Linked DNA regions of Homo sapiens: region 2 is linked to region 1. Evidence: chromatin contacts called from ENCODE Hi-C or POLR2A ChIA-PET data. All regions are on one chromosome and are shown on one strand. The core of a region is the stretch at or near the end of the contact, and the rest is flanking DNA. Distances in the headings are between cores, read along the strand shown. Region 1 overlaps LINC01374 (long intergenic non-protein coding RNA 1374). Region 2 has its middle 270 kb from the start of LINC01375.

The links. Hi-C counts contacts between places; a loop is a spot of excess contacts on that map. ChIA-PET counts read pairs that join two places held with the same protein, here RNA polymerase II (POLR2A). Pooled maps may share reads with other maps.
Region 2: a loop to region 1 is called in a pooled map, with 20 times the contacts of the local background. The contact joins two enhancer-like sites. A Hi-C loop is called at or near these places in 6 of 50 pooled maps. POLR2A ChIA-PET finds 5 or more read pairs at or near these places in 3 of 52 experiments (OCI-LY7, activated naive CD4-positive, alpha-beta T cell and activated naive CD8-positive, alpha-beta T cell).

Annotation. Positions count from the first base shown.
Region 1 is chr10:89,858,826-89,863,841 of GRCh38, forward strand. The region is part of intron 1 of LINC01374 (long intergenic non-protein coding RNA 1374); the gene reads left to right. Among named protein-coding and RNA genes, the nearest start is that of LINC01374, 7.4 kb to the left of the region's middle. Within about 2 kb of position 2,051, at least 5 of the 41 ENCODE cell types and tissues checked have a DNase peak (open chromatin) inside an H3K27ac peak, as active enhancers do.
Region 2 is chr10:90,225,761-90,230,776 of GRCh38, forward strand. No RefSeq gene overlaps it. Among named protein-coding and RNA genes, the nearest start is that of LINC01375, 270 kb to the left of the region's middle. Within about 2 kb of position 2,036, at least 3 of the 41 ENCODE cell types and tissues checked have a DNase peak (open chromatin) inside an H3K27ac peak, as active enhancers do.

The sequences.
Region 1 (5,016 bases), core at 801-3,300:
GTAGGACAAATTTAATGAGAACTATGTAAGAGCCTTCTGCTAAAAAGTAAGAAATATTATAGAAAGACTTAAAGAAGGCCTAAATAAATGAAGAGATATTATAGCATGTTCATGAATCATAAAACACAATATTATTAAGATGTCCATTCTCCCCAAATTGATCAATGCAATCTCAATCAAAATATCAAGACTTTTCTTTTTAGAAATTAACAAGCTGACCTAAAAAATTATGTAGATATACAAAAGACCTAGCATAAACAAATTTTGAAAGATAACAGAAAAAAGTTATTTTAAAATTTACCATAAAGCTTACAGTAATCAAGACACTGTAATATTGATGTAGGGATAGGCAAATAAATCATGGAATGGATAGAAACCAGAAATAGACCTACATTAATATAGTCAACTAATTTCTGAATTACCAAAAGAATTAAATGGAAAATAGTGCTGGAAGAAATGACTATCTTTCAAGAAAACCAAAATGAACCTTGCTTCCTACCTCACTTATACCATCCACAAAAATTATTTCAAAATGGATCATAGGCCTAAATATGAAAACCAAATCTTTAAATTTCTAGAAGTAAACATAGGAGAAAATCTTCATGACTTGTGTTGACAAATATTTTCTAGAAAAGAAAAGTCACAGAAAGCAGAATCCAAAAAGGGCAAAATTGATAAAAATTGGACTTCAGAAAAATTTAAAACTTCTCTTTATCAAAAGACATCAATAATAGGAATAGATATGTCATTAACAGGGGAGAAAATAGTAAAAAATATTTAGTAAAAATCTTCTTTTGGGAATATATAAAGAACTTATACTTCTCAATATTAAAAAAAATAAAAACAACCCTCCCAAACTGCAAAAGTCTTGGCCAGAAAATTCATAGTAAAAAATATACAATGACCCATAAACACATGAAAAATTCTCAAATTATTAATCATCAAGGAAATAAAAATTAAAACCCCAATGGGGTATCACTACACATGTAATAGAGTGGCAGAAAGGAGAAACTGATGATGCCAATGTAATTAAGAGTGTGAAGCAACTGAAACTCTCAGTGTTGCTTGTGGAACCTTGAAATTGCATAACCTCCTTGGAAAAAGTGTGTCAGTTTCTTATAAAGTTAAGCATATACCTATCCTTCGGCTCTCCAAGGCATTTACCAAAATAAATGGGAGCACAAGGCAACAGAAATGCTTACAGAAGAATGTTTATAGTTGCTTTATTCATACTAAAAAAGTGTTAGCAACACAAATATTCTTCAAACAATAAGAAGAAATTGCAATATAATCATACAATGGAGTACTATTCAGCAATAAAAATGAAGGAGCTATTGATACATGTGACAACATAGACCTAGTGATAAATGTTTAACTAGCTTTAAATATATTGTTGATAACTTTAAAAAGTCCTTATTTGTAGTGTTTGCTGATTTCCATGGTGTAGTAACTCACACTGGCCCATTTCAACCTACCTATGAAACGTGGAATTGGAAAGAGGTGCTCAGTAGCATACCACTATACAGATAAAATGGTTGTAAGTAACTTCAAGAGAATATGTAATAAAATGTAGGAAATACTTAGGAAATAATGTCCTTTGATTATTATTTTTGTTTTTAAAATGTCATTTAATTGTAAGTTTATATAATTTAATTTTTGATGATAGTTTTTTTAACAACCAGCTCTCAGAGTTTCTGAAAATTTAGCATTCAGCTCTTGTGAACTGGTATGAGCCACTGGAAGAGTCTCACATAGTATGCTAAGTAAAAAAAAATGGTCACTAAAGAGTAAATACTGTATGATTTTGTTTACATGAAGCTCTATAGCAGGCAAAATGAATCTGTGGAGACAGAAATGCAGACTATTAGTTGTCTTTTGGCTTAGGGTAGGGGATGAGACCAGTTGGGGAGAGATATGAGGAAACTTTCTGGGGTGTTGGAAAAGTTTTGTCTTGATAGAGATGTATGTTTTTTAGCAGATGTTTTTGAGCTGCACACTTAAGTTTAGTGGATTTCTCTGCATGTAAACTCTATCCGAATAACAAAGAAAAGGAAAGTGAAACCAGCCATAGCAACAATAAGTTAATGAAACGGGGCCAATGTGTACACACACACACACACACACACACACACACACACACACACACACACAGACACACACTATCAGGCAAGCCAAAAGGGAAAACTGATCATGAGCAAAGAATATTGAGGTGTGAAAAAGTCCAAAATATTTGGTAAATCCTATTGGTTCTGTATGTCTGGAGCATAAGGTTTACTGAAGAGATGGCTAGAAAGGTAGGTTAGGGCCTGATCAGCAATAAATTTACATAGTGATCCATGATTGGGCCCCTGCTATCATGGTAAAGGACTAGATAGGAAATATGTTAGGCTTTGCAGGTCACATACAGACTCTGTCACATATTCTTTTTCTTTTTTCTCCTCCTCCTCTTCCTCTTCTTCCTTCTCCTTCCCCTTCTCCTTCTCTCTCTCCTTTTCCCTACTCCTCCTCTTCCCCCTCCTCCTCCTCTTCCCTCTCCTCTTCCTCTTCTTCCTCCTCCTCCTCCTCTTCCACTCCTCCTCCTCCTCTTCTCCCTCTTCCTCCTCCTCTTCCCCCTCCTCCTCCTCTTCCCCCTCCTCCTCCTTTTCCTCCTCTTCCTCCTTCCTCCTCCTCCTCCCCCTCCTTCTTCTTTCTTCTTCTGCCTTTCTTTTTTTCTTCTTTTTCCTCTTCTTCACAACTCTTTAAAAATATAAAGGCTATACTTAGTTCAAGGGCTATAGAGGAACGGTGGGCCAGATTTGGTCTGCACACTGCAGTTTGCCGACCCCTGTGCTATACTAAGCACTCTTGATGTATAAAAGAGGTCCCTCTAACCAGAACCAATACACAAGGGCTACAAGAGATATTTGGTGTGTTACAAACTGTTTTGAGAGCACACAGAAGATGAGAGTGACTCATTCCTCCTGGGGGATGTCTTCTCAGAAGAGGTGGCATTTGTGTTGGGTTTTGGAGGATGAGAAACAGTTCACAGGGAGAAAAGCAAGTTATAGAAAGAGCTGTGCCTAGCAAGAGTAAGGCTCTGGCATTTGGTAGTCATGTTATGTGGGGTAATGCTTGGCTGGTTCTGAGTTTATCTTTAGGATAGGTATTATTATAGCTATCCTTTTAACTTGGGAAGAAGTGCAGTGAAAGTTAAAAAAACGAAACAGAGCCCTACTTGAAAAAGTTTAAAGTGCCTTAAAATGTGATTGTTACCTCAGACTCTTCATCTTGCATGAGCTGGGATGACTCATGCCACTTATGTGTGCACAGTAATTGCTGAGATTACTGGGCTTATGGCAGGGTGTTTGGGGCCTAATTCTCAGCTCTCAAGAGGGGATGAAAGTGAGTCAGGAACAGACTTTGACTCCTTTTTAATTGTTATGTGAGTCATTTGCATATTAATCTAAAGCCTAATTTGTTCAGCTCCCTGCTTCTTAAAAGTACATGCCAAATGACTGTTTGGTGCTTTTTAGGGACAGTATCAGGGTCTGTTCCCAGGCATTGGGAGTTGAGAGAGGGAAAAGTTGAAATAGGACAAAATATAAACAACTAAGATAGAGTTTTTTTTCAATAGGCTGGAGGACCTCGTAGTAGCATCTCTGGGTGTGCTGTCCCCTTATCATTTCACAATGCCTGACATTCCAACACAATGGATTCAAGTCCTTCTTTTTAATTTTTATTTATTTGTTTAATTTCAATAGTTTTGGGGGTACAGGTGGCTTTTGGTTACGTGGATAAGTTCTTTAGTGATGATTTCTGAGGTTTTTCATGCACCCATCACCTGAGCAGTGAACACTGTACCCAATATGTAGTCTTTTATCCCTCACCCTCCTCCATCCTTCCCTGCCAAATCCTCAAAGTCCATTATATCCTTCTTATGCCATTGCCTCCTCATAGCTTAGCTCCCACTTTTAAGTGAGAACATATGGTATTTGGTTTTCCATTCCTGAGTTACATTACTTGGAATAAGGGCCTTCAACTCCATCCAAGTTGCTGCAAAGGCCATAGTTCCATTCAATTTTAAGGCTGAGTAGTATTCCATGGTGCATATATACCACATTTGTTTATCCACTCATTGGTTGATGGGCATTTACATTGGGTCCATATTTTGCAATTGCGAGTTATGCTGCTGTAAACATGTGTGTGCATGTGTCTTTTTCATATAATGACTTCTTTTCCTTTGGGTAGATATCCAGTAGTGGGACTGCTGGGTCGAATGGCAGCTCTACTTTCATTTCCTTAAGGAATCTCCATACTATTTTCCATAGTGGTTATACTCATTACATTCCCACCAGCAGTGTGAAAGTGTTCCCTTTTCTCTGCATCCATGCCAATATCTATTATTTTTTGATATCTAAATTATGACTATTCTTGCAGGTGTAAGGTGGTATCTCATTGTGGTTTTAATTTGTCTTTCCCTGATAATTAGTGATGTTGAGCATTTTTTCATATTTTTCTTGGCCATTTGTATATCTTCTTTTGAGAATTGTCTACTCATGTCCTTTGCCCACTATTTGATGGGATTATTATTATTTTTTCTTGCAGATTTGTTTGAGTTCCTTGTAGGTTCTGGATATTAGTTCTTAGTTAGATATATAGTTTGCAAATGTTTTCTCCTACTCTGTGGATTGTTTTTTTCACTCTGCTGGTTATTTCTTTTGCTGTGCAGAAGGCTTTTAAATCAAGTCGTTCTTTAAAATGAAAATAGCTTTTGAGGGGAAAGGGGTGGGAAGTGGGACACCATACACTAGTTTTTGGTCAGAAAAATGATTTAGTGTATCAGTTCCAGTAAACAATGATGGTGTAGACATTGGATACTGAGCAGATTACCTGAGTCCAAATTCTTTGTGCAAATTCTTTAGCCTTTATGTTTCTCCATTTATTATACTGACATGAGGATAATGATGATGCTATCTAGTAGTTGCCATTAGGATGTAATGCACAACAATATGTCAGGAACATAGTGTAGTGCCTGCC
Region 2 (5,016 bases), core at 786-3,285, 370 kb after region 1:
TTTAAAAATTCTTTTGAAATGTTTGTGTACCATTTGCAGCAGTGTATGGAAGTTACTATGAGAATTACCTTAAAATTTAAAACAGAAGTGAAAAGTTTTGCATAATTGGAAGGACTTTCTGATATCAAGTTTAAAATGTTAGGATTTTAACATAAGCTATATCTATGTGTGTAGGTCTGTTCTTATTTGGATATAATTTTTGAGATTATCACTGGAAATGTTATTACGTCAGATTTTCTATGTCAGCTATGCTAATATCACTGTCAGAAAAATTTTACAAAAATTCTCCAGGGTATACATTTTATGGAGTGTGCTTGGTTAACAAATTCTCTTCTCTGAGCACTAGCAACAACCAAAACAACAGCATTGGCAATCATTGAGTGTCTGTGTGCTATGAACTCCACCGGGCATTTTACATATGTATAATATATCCCTGTAGGATTTTACAACAATCTTACAAAATAGTTATTATAATTCCTATTTTACACATAAAGAAACTGAAGCTGAGAGCAATTAGATCACTTTTTCAGGGACTTAAAGCTAGTGGTGGCAGAGCCAGCATTGAAACACAGGTTTGTTTACTCCCAGAGCCATGTTCTTGATAATTATATTGCTTTAACAATTTTTATGTATTTTAATTTACACTCTCTGCAATTCATACACAAGGGTTCTTGACATGGTGACAGGACAGGACAGATCAAGACAGAGGCTCTCCAAGGCAGTGAAAAGACCCTTCCTATCTCCTCTGGCTTAACCTGGGTTTATGCTCCTTTCCTGGCCCTGTTGGTATAATCGGCAACATCTGTGTTGTTAGAGGGTGGAGAGCGCATGGATCATCTTAGCTCAAAGGTAGGTTCTAACAGCATAGAAGATGGAGTAGAGAAAAATAAATAGTGTTTTTTTTTCTCTCTGCTACTTACTAGAGCCATGCTATCTAATATGGCAGACACTAACCACATGTGACTTTTGAGCACTTGAATGTGGTTAGTTCAAATTAAGACGGACTGTAAAACATACACCCCCTGCCCCCAGACATCATATTTCATTAAGGCAACATAAAAATGCCAATTATCTCATTTATAACTTTTATAATTATTGCATTTTGAAGTAATATTTTTTAAAACATTAGCTTAAATAAAATGTATTACTAAAATCAATTTCTCTTGTTTCTTTGTATTTCCTTCAATGTAGATACTAGAAAATTTAAAATTGCATATGTGGCTTGCCTTTGTGGTTTTCATTATATTTCTGTTGGGTCACATGGTCTCAGAGGGTAAAAGACAGGAAGAAAACATTCCTATTTTTCACAATTTGCCTGCCCTCAGACCTGAAACCTTGAAGATAAATATTATCAAGCTCCTATTTTCCTGAAAGGGAGTAGACAAATCCAGCTAACTGCAATTTCTGGCACCATAAATAAATGACTTGTAGACAATTTTAATGTGTTTTCTAAAAATATTTCTTCCATATATGTGGCATGCAGTCCTGAATAAAGCTCCTGTGGATCAGGCAAGTTCATTTTTGGGTCACTGGCACTTATGTATCCACCATTATCTTGGCCCAATCTCATTATATTATGCCAACTTTGAGGGAAGAACTGAGTCATCACCTTCCTTTGTAATTTCCTAGACAATGCTCCACTCATAATGGGTTTTCAGAAACATATCTACCTGATCAAAGTCACTCGCCCACTCATTCACCACAAACCTCTGATGATGAGATTTGTTTTATTCCTTGTGATTCATCTTGGTGAATGTACCATGCGGTTTTGAAATAAATGTGTTATAATGCAGATGTTGGGTCTACTGTTCCCTAACTTTTAGATCAAGATAGCTGATAGTGTTGTTCAAGTTGTCTGTTTTTACTGATGTTTTTGTCTAGTTGTTTTATCAAATGGAGTATTGAAATCTCTAACTATGGTGATATAATTATCTTTTTCCTTTTAATTCTTTCAATTTTTGCTTCATGTAAACAAGCTTTTCTTTTTTTAATTGACAGATAACATTGTATGTTTTGATCATGTATAAAACCATATCGTGTTTTGAAGTATATATACATTGTAGAATGTGTAAACCTAGCTAGCAAAGAAATGCATTACTCACATAGTTACAACTTTGTGGTGAGCATTTAACATCCACTCTTCACATTTTTCAAGAATACAATATATTGTAATTAACTATAATCAGTTTATTGTACAATAGACCCCTTAAAGTTTATTCCCCCATCCAACTCATCTAACTGTAATTATGCATCCTGTGACTAACATCTTCCCATATCCTCCCAACCATCCCAGCCTCTGGTAACCACTATTTGACTCTCTACTTCGATGAGATCAACTTTTTAGATTCCACATATGAGAGAGAATATGCAGTAATTATCTTTCTGTGCCTGGCTTATTTCACTTAACATAATGTCCTCTAGGTTCATCCATATTGTCACAAATGGCAGGATTTTATTATTTTGTGTGGCTGAATAGTATTCTATTGTGTATATATACCACATTTTCATTATCCATTCATCTACTGGTAGATATTTGGGTTGATTCCACATCTCAGCTACTGTAAATAATGCTGCAATAAACACTGGAGTGTAGATATATCTTTGGCATACTGATTTCCTTTCTTTTGGACATATACTCAGTAGTGGGATTATAGACCATATGGTAGTTTTATTTCTAAATTTTTTAGGAACCTCCAAACTGTTTTCCATAATAGCTGCACTAATTTTTAATTCTCACCAATAGTGTGTAAAGGTTCCCTTTTCTCTACATCCTTGCAAACACTTATTATCTTTTGTATTTTGGATAATAACCATTCTAAGTGGGGTGAGGTGATATTTCATTGTGGTTTTGATTTGCATTTCCCTGATGATTAGTGATGTTTAACATTTTTTCAATACCTGTTGGCCATTTGTGTATCTTCTTTTGAGAAATATTTATTCAAGTCTTTTGCTCACTTTTAAACTGGGTTATTTGCTTTTGCTATTGTTTGAGTTTCTTATAAATCTTGGATATTAATCCCTTGTCAGATGTATAGTGTGCAAATATTTTCTCCCAATTCTGTAGGTTGATTTTTTTTACTCTGTTGATTGTTCCTTTTTCTGTGCAGAAGCTTTTTAGTTTGATGTAATCCCATTTGTCTATTTTTGCTTTTGTTGCCTGTGACCTTGAAGTACTATCCAAAAATACTTGCCCAGACCAATGTCATCAAGCATTTCCTCTATGTTTTCTATTAGTAGTTTTATGCCCTCATTTTTAATGCTTTATGTTTTTGTGGTATATATATATATATATTTTATAACTCTTTACTTTCAAGTTATTTGTGTCTTTATATTTCAAGTGCATCTCTTAAGGATAGCATTAAGTTGATTGGGTCTTGCTTTCTTATCCCCCTGATAATCTCTGCACTTTAACTGGAAGTGCTTCATTCATTAACATTTAATGAATCATTCGTATGGTAAGATTTAGGTCTGCCATTTTATTACTTTTTTATTTATCCCTTCTGTTTTCTCTTTCTCTTATCTCCATTCCTTGCCTAAGTACTGAATATGTATCATATTTTAATTATAATTTTTTTATTGGCTTTTTGGCTAAACCACTATTTTTAGTGGTTGTTCAAGGGATTACAACATACACTCCATTCATTTTCATATTGCTATGAAGAAATACTCAAGACTGGGTAATTTATTTAGAAAAAAAGAGGTTTAGGCCTGCCACCTGTTCCACTCCATACTACCACAGCTGATGCTCTCTTGAAAGCACCACCTTCCAACAGGAAGCCAACCAGCACAAAAATAATGCATTAATCAACCAAAGCTAAGAACCCTCACAGAGTCCATTTCACCCCCCTGCCACCTCCACTGAAGCAGGTCCTGGTATCCATGACTAAGAGACCCACAGATTGTTCACATCACAGGACTCTGTGCAGACAACCCCAACTACCAGCCCAGAGCCTGGTGGACTTGCCGGGTGATTAGATCCAGAAGAGCGATAACAATCACTACAGCTTGACTCTCAGGAAGCCACTTCCCTAGGAAAAGAGGGAGAGTACTACCTCAAAGGAAACACCCCATGGGTCAAGAGAAACTGAACAACAGCCTTGAGTCCTAGACCTTCCCTCTGACAGAGCCTACCCAAATGTGAAGGAACCAGAAAACCAACCCTGGTAATACGACAAAACAACATTCTTTAATACCCCCCAAAAATCACACTAGCTCTCCAGCAATGGATCAAAACCAAGAAGAAATCCTGGATCTATCTGAAAAAGAATTCAGAAGGTTAGTTATTAAGCTAACCAGGGAGGCACCAGAGAAAGGCCAAGCCGAATGTAAGGAAATAAAAAAAAAATGATACAAGAAGTGAAGGGAGAAATATTTAATAAAATAGATAGCATACATAAAAAACAAAACTTCAGGAAAAATGGATGCACTTACAAAATTGCAAAATGCTCTGGAAAGTCTCAGAAATAGAATGGAACAAGCAGAAGAAAGAACTTCAGAGCTTGAAGACAAGATTTTTGAATTAACCCAATCCAACAAAAGACAAGGAAAAAACGAGTAAGAAAATATGAACAAAGCCTCCAAGAAGTCTGGGATCATTTTAAACAACCAAACCTAAGAATAATTGGTGTTCCTGAGGAAGAAGAAAAATCAAAAACTTTGGAAAATATATTTGGAAGAATAATCAAGGAAAACTTCCTCAGCCTTGCTACAGAACTAGACATCCAAATACGAGAAGCTCAAAGAACACCTGGGAAATTAATCACAAAAAGATCATCGCCTAGGTACACTGTCATTAGGTTATCTACAGTTAAGACAAAGGAAAGACTGTTAAGCACTGTGAGGCAAAAAACACCACGTAACCTATAAGGAAAAATCTTACAAATTAACATCCGATTTCTCAGCAGAAACCCTACAAGATAGAAGAGATTGGGGCTCTATCGTCAGCCCCCTCAGACAAAACAATTACCAGCAAAACTAAGCTTCATAAGTGAAGGAAAGATACAGTCTTTTTCAGAC